Linked DNA regions of Homo sapiens: region 2 is linked to region 1. Evidence: chromatin contacts called from ENCODE Hi-C data. All regions are on one chromosome and are shown on one strand. The core of a region is the stretch at or near the end of the contact, and the rest is flanking DNA. Distances in the headings are between cores, read along the strand shown.

Region 1 (5,548 bases), core at 2,181-4,680:
AAGGAAACACAGAAATTAAAAGTGATTTCACTTTAAAGTTAAGACCACAAACTTCAAATGTATCCTCAAGGTTGCCCAGCAATCCTTTGCATCCCTGGAATATTTGTTTTCTCAGGATCCAAAATGACCATTTCACACGTATCCCTCTTTCCTCAAACTTCTAATGCCCCTACACCTTGCATTAGCTCATGACCTACTTTCTACTTTAAGAAAATAGCATCAATCAGACAGAACTCCCTTAACCAGCAAGCTGCCATATTCTCTGCCTTCACTCTTATTATTTCCTGATGAGAAAAAAAGTGGTAGGTAGTGAAGTCAGGAGTAGCCAGAGGTCAGACCCATTATCAGGCCACAGTCAGGATTTTGGATTTCATTTTATTTTTATTTATTTATTTATTTTGAGAGAGAGAGTTTTGTTCTTGTTGCCCTGGCTGGAGGGCAATGGCACTATCTCGGCTCACCGCAGCCTCCGCCTCTCAGGTTCCAGTGATTCTCCTGCCTCAGCCTCCTGAGTAGATGGGATTATAGGCATGTGCCACCACGCCTGGCTAATTTTGTATTTTTAGTATAGACGGGGTTTCTCCATGTTGGTCAGGCTGGCCTCCAACTCCCAACTACAGGTGATCCGCCTGCCTCGGCCTCCCAAAGTGCTGGGATTACAGGTGTGAGCCACTGCACCCAGCCTGGATTTCATTTTAAATGTGTTAAGAAGCCAGAGTGTGAGGCCGGGTGCAATGGCTCACGGCTGAAATCCCAACACTTTGGGAGGCGGAGGCAGGTGGATTACGAGGTCAGGAGTGCGAGGCCAGCCTGGCCAACATGGTGAAACCCCGTCTCTACTAAAAATACAAAAATTAGCTGGGCATGGTGGTGGGCGCCTGTAATCTCAGCTACTCAGGAGGTTGAGGCAGGAGAATCGCTTGAACCCAGGAGACGGAAGTTGCGGTGAGCCGAGATCATGCCATTGTACTCCAGCCTGGACAACAAGAGCAAGACTCCGTCTCAAAAAAACAAAAACAAAAACAAAAAAGACAGTGTGAAGAGAAGAGAAGGAAATGATTGTTGTACATTCAAAGAATTGCTGTTATGTGGAGAATAGTGAAGTCCAACTTCACTTGTGTATGGATTCTCATCTTTTATTTCCTTCTTAATATTAATGAACATCACTCTTGAAGTTAGCCTCCCTCTCTGGCATCATCAATTGCTTGTTCTCTACCTGATCATTTACATCATCATACAAATGCATTGTTGTTTTACCATTTTAAAAAAGCCTCCCGACCTGGTGCAGTAACTTACACTTGTAATCCCAGCATGTTGGGAGGCTGAGGCAGGAGGATTGCTTCAGGCCAGCAGTTCAAGACTAGTGTGTACAACATAGCAAGACCTTGTCTCTACAAAAAAAATTATAAAAGTCAGCCAGGTGTGGTGGTACCTGCCTGTAGTCCTAGCTACTTGGAAAGCTGAGGTGGGAGGATCACTTGAGCCCAGGAGTTTGAGGCTGCAGTAAGCCATGATCATGCCACTGCTCTTCAGCCTGGATGACAGAGCAAAACTGTTCCCAAAAAGAAAGAAAAGGCTCTCATGATCCCATGTGCCCCAACCCTTGCAGTTACCACCACCCCATTTCATTGCTCTCCTTCACACACACACACAAAGCTTTTCTGAAAGAGTTCTTTGTACCTTGAAGAAGAATAAAGTAGGGTAGGGAAGTCAGGAAAGATCTCAGAATGTGATGCTTGAGCAGAGCCCACAGTGCTATGAGGGAACAGGCCATGAGAGTACCTAGGGAAGAAATCTTTCTAAGCAGAGGAAAGAGGAGGTACTTGTGAAAGCTGATCATAAAATTGGGTCATTCTTGTCATTCCCAATTAAATCAGAGCCAAGGGGCTAGGGGGAAAAGCACTCAGGGTACAAAACATTGCTCCAAGAATGTAATTCTCTGCAAGCCTGACTGCTGAAACTGCCTGTTGTAACCTGAGACCAGCTTTATCTATAAATGCTAAGAGAACTTGCTGAAACTCTAGGACTAATTTTGCCCACTGCCATCACTCACCAGAGCTTGCTAGCTCCCCAAACCCTAACTAGTCCCAAAGAACTTTCTTGAAGAGCAATATGTAACAGCTCTCCTGTTTCTAAAACCTCTAACCTTCTCTTTGTTCTTCAGACATACTGAAGACCACCCTGTCTGCATATATGCCCCAAATTGCTATTCTTTCTTTCCAAATAAAAAATTTTAATTTAGAGACTTGTCTCACATTTTTATTCTGGCTTCAACATACTAAAGCCCTAAGCTAGGAGTCTGCTTGACTTATCCAAGAATCCACAAAGTAACCAGTATGTCTAAAGCCTAATGAGTGAGAAAAAAAGTGGTAGGAAGTGAGGTCAGAGGAATAGCCAGGGGTCACATCCATCATCAGGCCATAGTCAGGATTTTGGATTTCATTTTAAATGTGGTAAGATGCCAGAGTGTGAAGAGAAGAGAAGGAAATGATTGTTGTATGATAAAATAATTGCTCAGTTGTGTGGAAAATAGGCTAAGGAGGGCAGGGACTTAAAAGTGGAGATATGGCCGGGCTCGGTGGCTCATGTCTGTAATCCCAGCACTTCAGGAGGCTGAGGCGGGCGGATCACGAGGTCAGGAGATTGAGATGAGCCTGGCTAACACAGTGAAACCCCATCTCTACTAAAAATACAAAAAATTAACCGGGCGTGGTAGCAGGCGCCTGTAGTCCCAGCTACTGGGGAGGCTGAGGCAGGAGAATGGCGTGAACCCGGGAGGCGGAGTTTGCAGTGAGCCGAGATCCCACCACTGCACTCCAGCCCGGGCGACACAGTGAGACTCCATCTCAAAAAGAAAAAAAAAAAAAAAAAAAGTGGAGATATGGAGATATACAGACCTGCTAGGAAGTTACTGTCCTGGTCCAAGCTAGAGATGATAAAGGCTGATTAGTGAGGTTAAAAAATACATTTGAAGGTAAAGCTAATTGCACAGATATATGTTGTACAGTTGTACAGATGGATGGAATAAGAGATGTAAGAGAAAGAGAATCAATGATAACGCTAGATTTCTGGCTTTAGCAATGGGGTAAATAATAGCACTCTTCAATGAAAAGCAGGAACACCCAGAGAGGAGGAAGAAAGATGGGAGGTGGGGGAAAACAATAGTTTGGGACAAATCCATAGTATGGGTTAACAGATCTATTATTATCCAAATGGAGAGGTTGACTAAGCAGTTGGATATGTAAGTATGGAGTTCAAGGGAGAAGTCAAGGCTAGAAATAAACATTTGGTGTCAAACATAAAAGATATTTAATACCATGTGTATTAGTCACAGCTCTTCAGAGAAACAGAACCAATAGGATACATGTATATATAGAGAGATTTTTTTCTTTTCTTTTTTTTAAAGAATTGACTCACACAGTTGTGAGGGCTGATAAGTCTGAAAACTCCAAGGCTGGCTGATAGGCTGGAAATTCAAGCAGGCATTGATGTGGCAATCTTGAGACTAACGGTGGTCTGGGTGCAGAATTGCTTCCTCTTTGGGAAACCTCCATCTTTTCTCTAAGGTCTTCAACTAATTGGATGAAGCCCATCCACATTATGGAGGGTCACTAGCTTTACTCAAAGCCTACTGATTTCATTGTAAGTCACATCTAAAAAATACCTTCACAGCAACATCTATGCTTTTATCTGCCAAACAACTGGGCACCGTATGCTAGCCAAGTTGACACATAAAATTAACTGTCACTCCATGGGACTAGATGAAATTACCCAGGAGTTAATGTATTTAGAGAAATAAAGATGGCCCAGGACAGAGCCCTGGCACGCTCAAACTGCAAAAGGGGAAAAGAACCCAGCAATGGAGCCTAAGAAGGAGCTGGCAGGAGGTAGGAGGAAAACCAAGACTGTGTGGTGTCTCAGAAGCCAATGAAGAAGTGCTCCAAAAAGGAAGATCAACTATTTCAAGCACTGCCAAGAAATCCTATAAGGTAAGGGCTGAGTCATGGAGGTCACTTATGAAAATGGTGGTAGGTAAGAAATCCTAATTAGAAGAAGTTCAGCAAGAAACAGAAAATAAGGAAATGGAGGGAGTAAGTATAGGCAACTCTTAAAGGGGTTTTGCTATAAAAACAAAACAAAACAAAACAACAATAGGAAAGGAGCTAAAGAGGGATGTAGGATAGAGGAATTTTTTTTTTTTTTTTTTTTTGAGACAGAGTCTCACTCTGTCACCCAGGCTGGAGTGCAGAGGCACGATCTCAGCTCATTGCAACCTCTGCCTCCTGGGTTCAAGCAATTCTCCTGCCTCAGCCTCTCGAGTAGCTGGGACTACAGGTGCATGCCACCACACCCAGCTAATTTTTGTATTTTCAGTAGAGAGAGGGTTTCACCATGTTGGCCAGGCTGGTCTTCAACTCCTGACTTCGTGATCCACCCTCCTCGGCCTCCCAAAGTGCTGGGATTACAGGGGTGAGCCACCGTGCCTGGCCAGACTTTTTGGTTTTTTTGGTTTGTCTAAGAAGGAAATTATTACAGCATGTTTTTATGCTAAAGGAATAATCCAGTAGAGGGAACTTTGGCAATTTCCAAAGAAGGAGCAAAAAGAGATAATTGCAGAACCAAAGTCTGTTGAATATACCCTTATTATGCAGTGTAGACTTTGAAGTCAAATCCAGGTTCTATTACTAACTGCAAAGCCAAGTTACTAAGCCTCTCTGCTTCTTCATCTTCTTTCTACAAGGCCCTTTGTGGTCCTTCCACCCCTTCATCTCACCCAAACTTCTCCTCAATCCCCATGATTCAGTCATTAGCTTGCTTTCAGTCCCTGTAATTACTGTCCTCCCTCCCACCACAGGGCTTTGCTAACTTCCAAGCATTGAGCAAATCTAGTTTGAACAGGTTTTCCTTGGGAAAACCAACAGAGAAGTCAAATCCCCCTATGAAATGTTCTCATGTTACCATCTATTCTTTCTGCCTAGTACTTACTACAATTGCAATCATACTTTTATGAGTATTTGATCAATGTCCACCTCCCTCACTCTAGAATAGCACAGTCCAAGAGGACTTTCTGTGGTGATGAAAATATTCTAAATCTACACTGTCCAACCCAATAGCCACTCACCACATGTGACTATTAAGTACATAAAAGATGGCTAGTACAGGTGTGGATGTGAAGTTCTAATGTTATTTAAGTTTAATTAATATAGATGTACATAGCCACATGTGAGCAGGGACCAGGATTAGTTATGCTCACCATCATGTTCCCAGCACTTAATATAGTATGCACACATAGTAATTGATCAATAAATAATTGTTGAGAGATTAAATCTGTAAAAATGCAGATATTACTTAGTTAATTTGTATATTCCATCTTTTTCACAGAGAAAAGGAGAAAAAAAAGCTTTTACAAGGTAAATGTTAGGGGGTCCTCAGTTTTATAAAGGTAATTTGGCCTTTAAGAATTTGATCAGAGGCTGGGTGCGGTGGCTCACGCCTGTAATCCCAACACTTTGGGAGGCCGAGGCGGGCGGATCACGAGGTCAGGAGA
Region 2 (5,372 bases), core at 872-3,371, 2.5 Mb before region 1:
TTACAAGGGTTTGGGAATCTTTTGAAACACTTCAGATACCACCTTAAGCAAGACACACCATGCAAAACAACCTTAAAAACATTCCCAATACAAAAGGGGAGCTGGAGATGTTCAGGATTTAAGCTCTGACAGCACCTGGCCAGGAGTGGTAAGTAGATACCAATCTGGAGGGAGACCAATGAGAAGAGATAAATTGGAGGAAGCAAATCTGGAGTCTAATTAGTTTAGCCATAAAGGGAAGGAGAAATATTAAAGAACGTGATTATATCCAGTTGAAGGTTTTTCCTCCTTCCTCCCCTACAGAAACAAATTCCTATTTATTGCTGGGTATCTGGCATATAGTAAGTGCTAAATAAACATTAGTTGATTCAACAAATGGCCAAGTTCTCTTTGCATTTCTTGCTTCTGAAAATCAGTTTGAAGCTGCCTTATATCTTTTCTGGAAAGCAGTAATAAATCGGGTTAAATCATAATCTCCACAATATGTACAACTATGCATTGAATGAGTTATTCCTAAATTAGGCAGACATGTTCAACAATAAAGTGTATCAGAAAGTGAAGGAGCTAAGATATGAATAGATAGAACCTATGAATCTTCCCAAGGAAAGCAACACAGTACGGCAGAAAGAGCGCTCGCTGGACTTGGAGTTGGACAACGTAAATTCAAATCTCAGCTCTATCTCTCAGTGGCTGTGTGGACTTGGGACCACATTATCATTCTAAATTTTATCATTTGTGAATTGGGGAATACCATCACTCTCCTCCCAGGGTTGTTGGGAAGATTAAACGGGAATTCAGCCACCAGTATGCCATTTCTGCCCCGGGTGGAAAAGATTCAAAAATAAGACACCAATTGTCAGTAATACAAAGTGGATGGATGCAGTGGTGGACACAAAGCAAACACTGAAGGGGAGACGATGTACGGGGGCAAAAGAAAGAAAAACATTAACAGCTAGGTTGTGACTTGGTGTTGGGTGTGTTTTCACAGAAGGGAGTCGCCAGTCATTCCTATAAAGCAGTCTTCTAAACCAAAGGATAAAGGTGTGGTAGGCTATCTTTTGAAGTGAGCATGTAAAATTCCTGGAAGGAAAAGTAATGAAGAGCTAACGGTTCTTGGAAAGAGGTTCTGAGAAGTGACTGGGATTTATAACAAGATACTCTTTTACGCAGAGTTGTGAAGTGGAAAGAACTAAACTGGAATACCAGCTCCAAGTATGACCTTGGGCAAGTTACTTAACCAATCTAGAGTCTCAATTGCAAAATGCAGATAATACCTCACAGGATTGCTGTAAGATTAAATAAGATAATGGATAGGAAAGCTGTTAATGCGATACAAATAACAGGTATCATTAGGAGTTACATTCTCCACCCACTTACAACATTATATGTCCATGACCTTGGGCGTGATTTCAGCTCTTTGCACCTCGGTTTCCTCATCTATAAAATGGGGAGGATGATACCATCTACCCTATAAACACTCTGAGGATCAAAGGAGACCATAGATGAGACATCAATGCCTTGAAAACCGTACAGTGCTAAACGTATAGAAACTGCCATCGTTGCTGATACATTTGATGCATGTCAAGGGCCGTGTTTATGCAGGGAAGCACGTATTTTTATGCTATACAGGTGAGGAAGCCTCTCATGCATTTATGCATCCAGGAGTGGGGCACGGGGCACAGATGCACATCTACGGATTCCGGGGGTGTGACTTGCACGCTTGAGAGGAGGACCGGAGGTCAAGCTGCTGGGCCAGGAATCAGAGGAGTGGGCGCTACAGTGGGGGTAGTGGGATGCAGGATGCATGGATGGAAAAGGCTGGGGGCACAAACACGCATGCCCAAGCCGGAAACGTTTTCGGGGGAGAGCAATGCGCATCCCCGGAATGAGGGGGGTGGGGAAGGATGCGATGTGCAAGCACGGAGGGCGGCCCGGGGGTGCGATACCGCACGCCCGGGGCCAGGACTCTTTACCTTGTCGCTGTAATCCCTCAGGACCCGCTCGATAGCCCCTGCTTCGCCGGCCCGGACGATGTAGAGGGCGCGCTCCTCATCCATGGCCGCAGGTGCGGGGGAGCCGCGGCCGCTCTGCGCGCCCAAGCCGCTGCCTCCAGGTAAACGCCTCGCGCCCCCGCTCGCTCCTTCCCAGCTTCCTTCCTTCCCTCTTTCCCTCCCTCCGTCCTGCCTCCAACCCGCCAGCCTCCGCCCGGGCCGGCCCGACGTCACCGCCCCTCAACTTTCACCCCGCGACGTCACCGCTCCCCCAGCAACCGGCGCCTCACGGCCGCCCCTGACAAGGCCCAGGACTCGGTCGAGGCCTGGCTAGCGGACCGAGGCGGAGTCAGGCCCAAGGCCCTGCTTGCTCTCCTGCCTCTCCCTCCCTCGGAGAACTGTCCAGTCTTTTAAGGGGGCTTTCACAGACTGAACCGTTCTTCTTTCCTGACCCTCCTCTATGAATCATTCTCAAAGGACTAGAGCAACCCGGCTCTTCCCCGCCCATCTATGAACCAGCCGCTAAATGGACTGCAATTCCCTGCATGCAATGGGGCTATCCCGCTCTTCCATCTAATTTACTGGCGTGCCGAATGGCATGCTGGGATTGGTAGTCATCCAGCCGGAAAGAATTCCCGCCAAGGGCATGCTGGGAACTGTGGTACCGCGAGGGCCGGAAACGGGAGTCTGGCGGCCGCCTGAGGCCAGCGGCGGGGAGACCGTTAGAGGGAGGGTCTAAGCGTCTGCTTCGGTTTTGTTCGTTATGTCGCTGACTGTCCTGCTTCAGTCTCGGCTGGCTGGGCTGGCTGGACTGGCCGACGGTCGCGGAAACTGCCATCCCTTGGTGGGAACTGTCAAGCACGGTTTAATTCCCTTTTCTCATTTAGCGGTTTCGGTCTCGGGAATTCCTTCCACCCTTATTTGCGTTCTTGTTATGTACTCAGCTACAGTAATGTGGGAAATAATTGAAGGCAGTTATCTGGATAAAAGAGGACTCGGCGATTTTCTGCCTTAATACTAATCTCTAGCATGCATCTCGTGCCACCGGGGCTCCAGACTCTCTTAGGTAATTTCCCTATATCCTCTAATTCTCCCAACACAAATTTTTGTGGAAATAAAAAGGAACCCGAATAGTTTCAGTAATTTATCCTAAGTCACACGGCCAGAGAATGGGAAAGTCGAGGTTTGAAACCAGGCCTTTCCCCCCGAAGCGGCCGCTCTACGACCTCCGGGAACTGTAATAATACCGATACAGTAGCGGTGGTGGTGATGACAAAGATTCCCATTGCCCCGGTGGTAATTACGTGTCAGGCACTCTGTTAATACTTCACCTGTGTTAGCTCAATCAATTTCATACACATTCATTCAACAAATATTTGAGAGCCTGTGCTGTGCCCAGGTGCTGTTAAATGCAGTGTGGATACAGTGGGCCCAAAGTAAAGTCCCTGCCTTCATGGAGCTTCCATTCTAGTGAGCACCCATATGAGTTATTCTCATTTTAAGATGAGGAAACTGAGTCTTGGAGAGGTTAGTTGGTTAATTTATCAAAATTGCAGATTTTTGGAAACTGAATTTGAACTCAGAGCCTGTGCTCTTTCTGCTCTCCCAAGCTTTTTTTTGATGGAAAGTGGATGAATTCTCCAAGTAATTTCAAGTTTTCCATTCCAAGCAGCCTTTACCCATAATCATCCTTGATGTCTCCCCTACCAGTCTCTCCCTCTTGAGCTGTGCTGAAGAGGAACTAGAGGGGGCAAAAGTTTATTTATCTAATGATTGAATTTCTTCTATGCTGTGGTAGATATTCTGCTAGATACTGGGAATTCGGAAATAAGAACGAACATGGGACCTGAGTTTATGGAGCTTTTGGTCTTTCTGTATATTATACTTTCCATGCAGCAAACATTTATTGAGCATATTTGAGTCAGGCATTGGGGTAGGTGCTCTGTAATAAATTAAGTCAGAAAGATTTTAATCCATCTCTCCAAAAAGCACATTTTAGTAAGGTCATGGAATAGTTAGCTAATTTTCTAAGCTAATAGTAACATCTTGCAATTGTTTTTAACAGTTTACAGAACTTTTTAATACTTCTAATCTCAATGGATCATTGGGGAAGGTATTGTTCCCACTTTATAGATAAGAAAACAGGGTCAGATGAGTTAAGTAACAAGAACTGGGACAAAAACTGAGAGCTGTTAACAAAGTATTTGGGTGCCTGCTCTGTGTCCAGTACAGAATTAAGTGCTTTGGGGGTATCCATATATTTATTTTTGGAGCAAGGGTCTCCCAGAGACGATATTAAACGAGCACAAAGTATCTTATTTCCGTAGAGATGTTTCTCTTTAGAATTCTTTTAGAAGGTCTCTGACATTTCAGACACATGTCTTTGAAATGTCTGTTTGCCAGAAATAGGCTATGTTTTTAGTCTCCAACTCTGTACTTCTAAAAAGAGATTTAAAAAATGTAAAACGAGATGAATTAATGACTTGGGAAGTTGTACTTTAGTAATTTTAATTAAATGTTCATATTCTGATTTTGTAACTCAAAGGGATCTTTGACTCTAATTCAAGTCATCTTTTGACCACTGACGAGACTCTGGTTCCAGAAAAATTAAGTGGCTTGTCCAAGGTCAATAGCAGACTCTGGGAATGGAGCCTAGACTAGCTGAGTCCTAGGTCACTACATCACTTTACCTCCTTGAATATTAGTTACGGGATACTTTCAGGGACTAGAGACTCTAGTCCTGTTCTGACTTCACTTCCTGGTGATGCTTGAGTGGCATGATAGCAAGGAATTAATATTTAGAGCCTTGGTAATCAAAGCAACAAATATTTTTTCACAAGTCGTTGCTCTTACAAACAGTAATATAGTAATCCTATATATATCTATGGATAGAGATTTTAAATTCTTAAAATATCTCCACATAGATTATTTGATTTAATCCTTACTATAGCTGAAATTGCAAGATCAATAAGAGGCACTATTTTCTTTTTTACAGAGAAAAGGGAAGTTCAGAGTATTGATTAGCTGGCTCATAAGCAAGGAAGTTTGCTAATAAGTGGTATAGTTAAGGGCTAGAAGCACCCTGGGCTCTGATAACATAAAATATTATGGACTTTCAGGTTAGGGCCAATGAAAAAGCCTGCAAATAGATACTAGTCATTTATTTTGGACTTTGATATATCCTGCTGTGGCATTTCCTCTTGCCATGACAATGGGCTAGTTGGAATGTGCCAAACTGAAGGTCTTTAATGAGTACCTGGTGCTAACAGCTTTTAAAATTCAACTGTTATAATATTTTGAATACATTTTCTTTAGAAGAAAGCAGAATTTAAAGCCTTGGCAGTTTGGTCTATTGGCTACAGCTCCAGAACTGGAGTTCAG

Evidence for each region. Hi-C counts contacts between places; a loop is a spot of excess contacts on that map. Pooled maps may share reads with other maps.
Region 2: a map of naive thymus-derived CD4-positive, alpha-beta T cell shows a loop between it and region 1 (7-fold over the local background). The contact joins the promoter of RIC8B here to the promoter of TXNRD1-AS1 in region 1. A Hi-C loop is called at or near these places in 2 of 168 maps with a recorded cell type or tissue (both naive thymus-derived CD4-positive, alpha-beta T cell) and 12 of 50 pooled maps.

Annotation. Positions count from the first base shown.
Region 1 is chr12:104,278,725-104,284,272 of GRCh38, reverse strand. TXNRD1-AS1 (TXNRD1 antisense RNA 1) reads left to right here and starts at 3,430. Exons shown (of 2, transcript XR_007063431.1): 1 at 3,430-3,989. The region is part of intron 3 of TXNRD1 (thioredoxin reductase 1); the gene reads right to left. RefSeq lists a silencer at 1,908-2,202.
Region 2 is chr12:106,771,431-106,776,802 of GRCh38, reverse strand. RIC8B (RIC8 guanine nucleotide exchange factor B) reads right to left here and starts at 2,121. Exons shown (of 10, transcript NM_001330145.2): 1 at 1,974-2,121. The coding sequence starts at 2,057. It overlaps LOC100287944 (a long non-coding RNA gene), which reads left to right and starts at 1,972. Exons shown (of 4, transcript NR_040246.1): 1 at 1,972-2,113. RefSeq lists enhancers at 1,601-1,650, 2,421-2,972 and a silencer at 1,981-2,210.